Regions from separate parts of the Homo sapiens genome. Here all the other regions are linked to region 1. A link is a loop called in an ENCODE intact Hi-C map of the cell type or tissue named here. Cell type or tissue: heart left ventricle. All regions are shown on one strand.

Evidence for each region. Hi-C counts contacts between places; a loop is a spot of excess contacts. Peaks named below come from ENCODE experiments on the same cell type or tissue, not always from the same donor. Only the 100,000 strongest peaks of a DNase experiment are listed, where the experiment ranks them.
Region 2: a loop joins it to region 1, with 4 times the contacts of the local background. A loop is called at or near these places in 3 of 110 quality-filtered maps.
Region 3: a loop joins it to region 1, with 4 times the contacts of the local background. A loop is called at or near these places in 9 of 110 quality-filtered maps.

What each region holds. Positions count from the first base shown.
Region 1 is chr9:99,355,398-99,357,897 of GRCh38, forward strand. It overlaps NAMA (non-protein coding RNA, associated with MAP kinase pathway and growth arrest), which reads right to left. Exons shown (of 6, transcript NR_102271.1): 6 at 1-205. Among named protein-coding and RNA genes, the nearest start is that of NAMA, 19 kb to the right of the region's middle. In heart left ventricle, no CTCF peak of the experiment used is centred here; DNase peaks (open chromatin) are centred at 1,347 and 2,393; H3K27ac peaks cover 1,637 bases.
Region 2 is chr9:99,477,863-99,480,362 of GRCh38, forward strand. No RefSeq gene overlaps it. Among named protein-coding and RNA genes, the nearest start is that of NAMA, 100 kb to the left of the region's middle. In heart left ventricle, no CTCF peak of the experiment used is centred here; a DNase peak (open chromatin) is centred at 959.
Region 3 is chr9:99,564,332-99,566,831 of GRCh38, forward strand. No RefSeq gene overlaps it. Among named protein-coding and RNA genes, the nearest start is that of NAMA, 190 kb to the left of the region's middle. In heart left ventricle, no CTCF peak of the experiment used is centred here; a DNase peak (open chromatin) is centred at 1,080.

The sequences.
Region 1 (2,500 bases):
ATGTTCATGGGCAGCAGGTGGAGGAACAAATTGTGGTACACCCGTCTTCTTTTGATGACCCAATTGATTTCACATCACCTTCTGTACTTTCTCCAGTTCCCCAAGTATCTTCTGCCATTGAGGCCAGATCTGCCCATCTATACACTATCAGGAGAAACTGGAGGCTTCTATTTTTCATGTTCACCCTGTTGAGAGAACCCACAGTCTGGTGGGAGAGACAGATACACAAGTCAGCCATCCCAGCAGCTGTCTTGTGTGATGTTCTATGAAAGAGAGGCTGTGTGCTACCCCAGGAACAAGGAAGATGCAGGATAGCAATGAAAGAAGGCTTCTCAAATATGCCACAGCTGGATGCAGAACAGGGAATGGGGAGTGAGTATCTGTCAGACAGAAGTGGAAGGAGAGCATTCCAGACAGGGTATGGAATCTCCTTCCTCAAGGGCAAGGACTTTGGAGTATCTGGGATGTTGATGGTCTGGTGTGACCAAAACTCAGTGGGAGATGAGGCTGAAGGGTAAGCCAGGGCTTGATCATGGAAGGAAGTCTTAGTGTGTGTGCCGAAGGGTATGGGCTCAAATTTGAGGGCACTAAACAGGCACGGAAGGTTCCAAGCCTGGAACTCACAGCTGCAGCTCACTCTGGTGGGTTTATTCATGGGGCCCTGCTCAAATCTTCCCTAGCAAAGCTGCTTTCTCTCTAGATCGGGGTTTCTCAACAGCAACACTATCATTTGAGGCTGGATTATTCTTTGTTGGGGGTGGGGGCTGTTCTGTGCATCAGAGGCTGTTCAGCAACAGCATCCTTAGCCTCTATTCACTAGATTCTGGTAGCACTTCCCCAGTTTCCACAACCAACAACGTCTTCAAACATTACCAGAAGTCCCCTGGGTGGCAAAATAGCTCCTGATTGAGAATCCCTGATTTGTTTTTCTTTTTTGTGAATATGTACACAGATGACTCCTCCTGTATTTGTCCTCTTCCCTCTCCCCAAGGCCTGGCAATGTCCTGCTTCCAGCCTTTCCATGAGGGACACTGGATGCTGCCATTGGCTCCCTGCATTGCCTTATTTCAGCACCTGTGGCTCATGCTCGTGGAGCTGGGGCTGGTTGTGGGGAAGCAGCTGCCAATAGCTCTGTCTACCTCTGGATCGGGTCAGTAAGGCACCTCATCTCCTGCAGGGCACACCATGTAGTGTCCAGGAGCTTCCCGGTTGGATTCCCACCCCAAGGTCAGCTGGGAACAGAACTGTCCAAGCCTGTTGGCCCTGTACCCTCTGTCCGTCAGTCTCACTGTCTGCTACGCTGCAGTCTGGAGGGAAGCATCAGCTCAGGAAGCCTGCCAGGGAGAGGGCAGCAGGCCGGGGACAGAGGGCAGGTGGTGGTAGCTGGAGACCATGTGACTCCTGGAGGCTGTGTGTGTCACAGGGCAGAGCTGGCCACTGGCTCTTCCCTTGGCTCAGCCTGAGAAGCCTTCACATGACATCTCTGTGGGAGCCTTCATGTTGTGGGCAGAGGAGAGGGAGGTGGGAGGGAAGAGGGAAGTGTTTTTAGGATCCAAGCTAGAAATACAAAATACATTTGTGAATCACAAGCTGATCCTCATCACATGACCACAATAGCTTTGCCAATGCAGAAATCAGGCTTCGGACACACATACGAAAAAATCTATCCTGCCCCTGCTATGTCTGGGCTGTGGTGGCCAAGAGAGTAAGAGAGTAAGAAAGTGGGGCACTGGAATTGGAGCAGGAGGCCAGGGAGCCAGCTATGCAGCCGGTCTCCATGTCCCAAAGCGTCACCAAAACCAGAACACAAAACCAGCCCCCATTCCAGCATTTTCTACATGCTTATTCATATGGTAATCTCATAACAGCCACATTTCCCAGTGGAAAACCGAGGCCCAGAGTGATTCCTCCATGTTCCATTTTCTTCCTTCCTTAGAGTTTCCAGGGTTCAATCTATATATATAATATTTTATTTTATTAATAAATATTAATAAAATTAATATATAATATATATAATAAAATTTATTAATAAAATTAATATATAATATAATATATAAAATATAATAACAATTGATATATATATAATATAAAATTTATATATATATAAATTTTTTTTTTACTTGTGCCATCAGCTCACTCTATCTCTCTGTGTCCCCAAACTGCATAGGGCAGGTCCTTCCTGCTGAAGGGATGTGGCGAGGATCCTGAAATTATCCCCACTCCATAAGAGAGAACTCCAGGCAGGCTGGGGCTCAAAGTCCCAAGTCTAAGAGGTTAGAAGTGCATGGGACTCTGAGTCAGGCTAGTCTAAACGGCTGCCAGGGTAAGAATGGGCCTGGCAAGCCTCTGAAAGCCCTGGAGCCTCCTTCCCCTCAGCAATGAGAGGAAAACCCCGAGGGTTCCACCAGCAGCCCCACCTCACCACCCACAGCGGGCCAAGAGCTTTATTTAGCTGAACTGAAATCTCACAGACCTGGAACATGACTCCTAAGCTGGTGTC
Region 2 (2,500 bases), 120 kb after region 1:
GGCATAGGAAACATGCTGTCATCTCGCTAATCCTCAGTTTCCCCATCTGTCATAGAGAAAGGATTAAAACTAATGATTTCTAAGGCTCCCTTCCCAGCTGCAACTTGGGTAAAACAGAATGGTCAGAAACAAGGCCAGGCAGGAGCAGAGGGCAAGGCAGCTCAGAGTTCATGCTGAGCTAGAGAAGAACAAAAAGTAAGAGCAACCTTTGGGGATTCCTGGATGGCTCCTGAGGTTTCCCACACCAATAAGACACTGGGGAAGCTGTCCACAAGACCATTTAACAAGCTATATGCTTAGAGAATATTTGCAAAGAAGGGCCTGCTCAGTAGCCTTCAGAGGCCCATGGAGTAGCGCATGGACAATCTACTAGGATCCAGTATCCCAGGCAGGAGTCCTAGGGGCAGGACTCACATTTCTCAGTCCAGCTGGCCCCTACACTGGCCCCAGCCTTGGCATAGCCCTTCTGACTTCTTTCAAACACCTTCTCTTTATTCGCTCTAAACTCCAATGTATATTTCATTAGAAAGCAACATGGCATGGCAGAAATACAGCAACTTTAGAGTGAAGCCCTGAATGTGAGTCTTAGCAGCCTCGACTGTTATGCACCACATAATCTTGAGTAAATTATTTTTGCCACCACTACCTCAGTGTTCTTCATCTGTAAAATGGAAACTATACCACCCATCTCTAGAGATGTTTTCATGATTCAAATCAGATCACTAAATTGCCGTGCTCTGTAAACTGAAACACTAGACAAACCTAAGCCATTAGCCATGTCAAATTATTTTGGGAAGTCATTGGGGTCTAAATGATGCATAAACAAAACCAGAGCTGGAGAGAAAGCCTCGCTTGGCCCTGTGCAGACTCACTGTCTCCTTTCCGTCATCTGGCGATCCCCCCGAACCCTCCCCTCCAGCCTTCCGGGCTTGGCGGTGGGGCCAGCCAGCCACTAACAGGACTCACCGCTCGAACCAGACAGTCCCCAGGGCTGGAGGCTTGTGGCTGTGAGCCTATCAGCTGGCATGTTGACAGACACAGAATCTGGCCAATAAATGTCTAATTGGGATGGTACCAATTCTCAAACACGGCAGTTCTGCATAGTGAATCCAAAGGGGTAGGAGGCAATACTAAAAGCCAGAGGTCTGGGAGGCCACAAACCTTGGCACTTCAAGGCCATGGAATGTTGTGGAAGGGTAGAGGATCTGGAAAAAACAACACACTAGCATTTTATGTGCAGGAGGCAGTGTGTGGCAGGGAAAAGTATGTGAACTCAGGGGCCTCAGACACCTGAATACCAAGCCCAGCTCTGCTATTTACTGTCTATGTATTCTTTAGCAGGTCACTTAACTTTTCTGAGCCTTGGTTTTCTCATTGTACAATGAGTATTGCAACAGTAACGTAATTCTAATACCTAACATCTACTGGAGGCGTATTATGTACCAGTCACTGTTTCATGTCCTCTGCCAGTGTAACCCATGTAACCAACTTCTCAGCATTCTTCTGAAGCTACTTGGTGAAGTATCTGGTAGGCTAACAGGCACTCTGAGAATGAGCTTCCTCCCTGTACCCTTTATCTTTATGTCCCCCAAACACAGCTGCCCTAGTGCAGCCGATATTTTATCCTTCGTGAATCCCAGCTTCACTACTTACTGGCTCTGTAGTCTTGGGCAAGTCACCTAACCACTCTGAGCCTCACTTTTTTTCTTGGGTAAAATAATGAATAATGACCTCTTAGAGTTGTTGCGGGAACAAAATGATAAAGACAAAGCACTTAGTGCAATGGCTACCAGGTAGTAAATTCTCCATATTAGTTGCTTTACTTTTTATTTATAAACCCTCTTATTTGTGTCACATTTTTTCACTTTGTGAAGCACTTTCACAGCTGTTAACTCATTAGATTTATACTCTATAAGGAAGATATGGGAAGAATTATTAATTTTTTGACAAGTGGAGGCTCAGAATTGTGGAGTGGCTTACTCAAGGTCATGTCATGAATAAGAAGTGGAGATGAAACCTAACCCAGCTCTTCCTCCTTCAAGCCTAGTGCTCTTTCTCTTCTAAGAAACTGCAGAGAGTCACTGGTAATGGCCAGAGTCAACTCCTCAAAGCTGCCCCTTCGGCCCAGAACAAAATTGATGAGTCCATTGGTTTTGTTAACGGTGGGTGAAAGCCAGAGACTCTGGGTGAATCCAGAGTCTCTGCAGCTATTCTGTGAATAGAGGGAAAGGCTCAGGCAACTACAGGTCCTTGAGGATAATTTATGGCATTTAGGGGCATTTACGAGTCAGGGAGAAGTAGGGAGAGGCTCTGAATGGAAACAGTTCCCACTGAGTTTGCAAGTCCTCAGACTTCACAGTGTCCCACAGAAATGGAATGTAAAATTGCATGGATAAATATTCTGGTAGTTTTCTGAGTAGAAAGACTATAGGTTTTGCCTGATTATCTGAAGCATTTCTGACCCACAAAAGGGAAAGAGCAGTTGCTGTAAGAATGCCAC
Region 3 (2,500 bases), 210 kb after region 1:
TTACGACATGGACATCTCTGGGAAATGTATTATCTGTGTCTGCCAACAACAACATTCAATGAGTATTTGATAAATAAATGACTGAATTATTATCTAATTTCACTCATCAAGTAATTCCTTAGAATCAATGTAATTATTCTTCCATTTTACACATGAGGGAAATGAAGCTTGAAAGGTTAAGTCACCTAGCTAATAAATAGCAGAGTAAAACTCAAACAGGCTAACTCAAGACAGTTTCTGACTGTCCCCACTTGTTTCATTTTTCTGTTGTCAGCTTACAAATCTACCTCCTTGACTAGACTCAGAGCTCCTAGAGGAGAGAGACCATGGTTTGCATATTTACAACCCCAAAGCCCAGCCCAAGGCATGGAAAATAGCAATAATAATAATAGTAGTAGTAGTAGTAGGAATTTACTGAGTACTTAACAAGTGCCAAGTGCTGATATAAACACTACCTGCACCCAGAAAACGTATTGAGTAAATGTTGAGTGGATAAAACCAGCTTTTCTCACTAAATCCCAACAGCTACATTTTTAGCCCTATCTAATACTCAAGTTCTATACTATAAATGTGCAGATTAAGTCATATTAAATTAGAGAGGCTCTAAAACATCATCAAGAGTGGGTTTATTTCTGTCTCCTGGTCTGAATCCAGAATCCCAAGTCATTATCCATCAGTCTGTCTAATGAGTGAACATTCACTGTGAATAGATTTATCCATTCTAGATTAAGAGTTTGATTTGACAAACTAAAAAATAGTGACTAAGATATCCAGAGGTCTTCACAGTTTCCTAAGCACTTTCACAAGTACACTTAATTCTCAAAACAACATTGTACTTAGGGGAGGGATGTATTATTACCCCCATTTTATGATAGAAAAAGCTTGGCTCAGAAAACCTAAATAGATTGCCCAAGTTCACCTAGCTAGTGAGAACCACATTCCAGGTTTCCTGACTTCTATATCCACATTTTTCTACTATGTAGTGCTTCCAAGCAGAATGTCTTATGGCTTTTAGAGAGGGGAATGTCCATGCAGACTGGCAAGGCTCAGCTTCCACGTGGATCCGTGGGGACCGTGCCAGCTCCCCGAGCCTGGTTTGCCTACTCGTTCGGATCATGCAGCTCTCTCGATTGTGAGGTTTACAATTTCTCAGTCTGCACAATGAAAGAAAACCCTAAGAATTCAAATCACTCCGTAAAGTCTAAAAAAGGAGAGGGGATAATTGCCACTGGAGTGGATGTTTATTTGTCCTGAAAAAAAAAATATTTTCACTGAATAAAAATTCTGCATAACATAGAACTCAGGGGAAGAAGTTGGCAGGTGCAGGAGATTTCTATTCTGTTTTCTTTTTATCTACTTTTCTAAGCATCCTTTCTATTTCCATGCTTTGAAAAGCATGGAAGAGAACTCGGGCTCTGGGATAAAGAGAGAAAGAAGAATCCTCGAGTTACGGAGCCTGGCTAACCTCTTTTCTGTGAAGATCTGTGTGCTCTTTTGTGCAATAATGAAGAGATGGAAAGAAAAGAATTGTCCCCACATTATCCACCACTAGGCCAGCCAAAAGGACCTCTGACTAGGGAAGCAAAGCCACCCCAACACTGGCTAATTCCCCTCACTCCTTCCTTGCCAGATGGTGCTCTCAGAACATGACTGTCCCCTCTGTGATTGTCCATGATTTGAGGGTCAGGAGCCACCACAGGAAAAGTATCTAATTCCACTTTCACACACTTGTAGTGTCAGCAATCCAAATACAGAACTCTATTTTGGCCACATTTTAACTACTCTGGCATCAGCACAGGAAAAGAAGCCCACCTGTTGGTATCAGTGAAAAAAATCTCCTAAGTCACTTCTCAGCTATGCTCATCCTGGATTCTTCACCTCATCAAACATCCTACAAGGTCTGGTGTTCCAAGAGGCCAATCTATACTGCAACTCTAGTCAGAGAGAACATTTGAAAGCATAGAATTCTTCTCTCCTAGTCTGTTTCCTAAATTGCCATCAAAGCAATTTTCCCAAAGCATACACTTATTCATTCTACACATATATATTCAGTTACTATTAGGTGCTGGGTACTTTTCCAGGTACTTTTCTTGATTGCTGTGGCAAGTGCCACAGTAATCAAGGCAGGAAATACCTGCTTTTATCTAGAGGGAGGAGAAGATGTTAAACAAACCAACATATCTTATTTCTGATAAGTAATTGTAACAGAAAGAAACCAAAAGAGGGTAGTAGTGGTTGTGGGGTAGAAAGTGACTTGAGTGGGGTGATAGCTTACATGGTAAGTGTCATTTGAACCAAGGCCTGAGACAAGAAGGAAATTGGCTGTGCCAAGAACTAAGCATTCTAGACAAAGAAAAGAGAAGATTCAGAAGATAGAAATAAACTTGGCAGTTGGAAGAACATAAAGAAGTCCCAGGAGGCTGAAAGATGGTGAGCAGAGGGAGAGTGGTAGGAGTTGGGGCTGGAGATTGAAGCAAAAGCTGGAGTGGCTGTGGTAGAA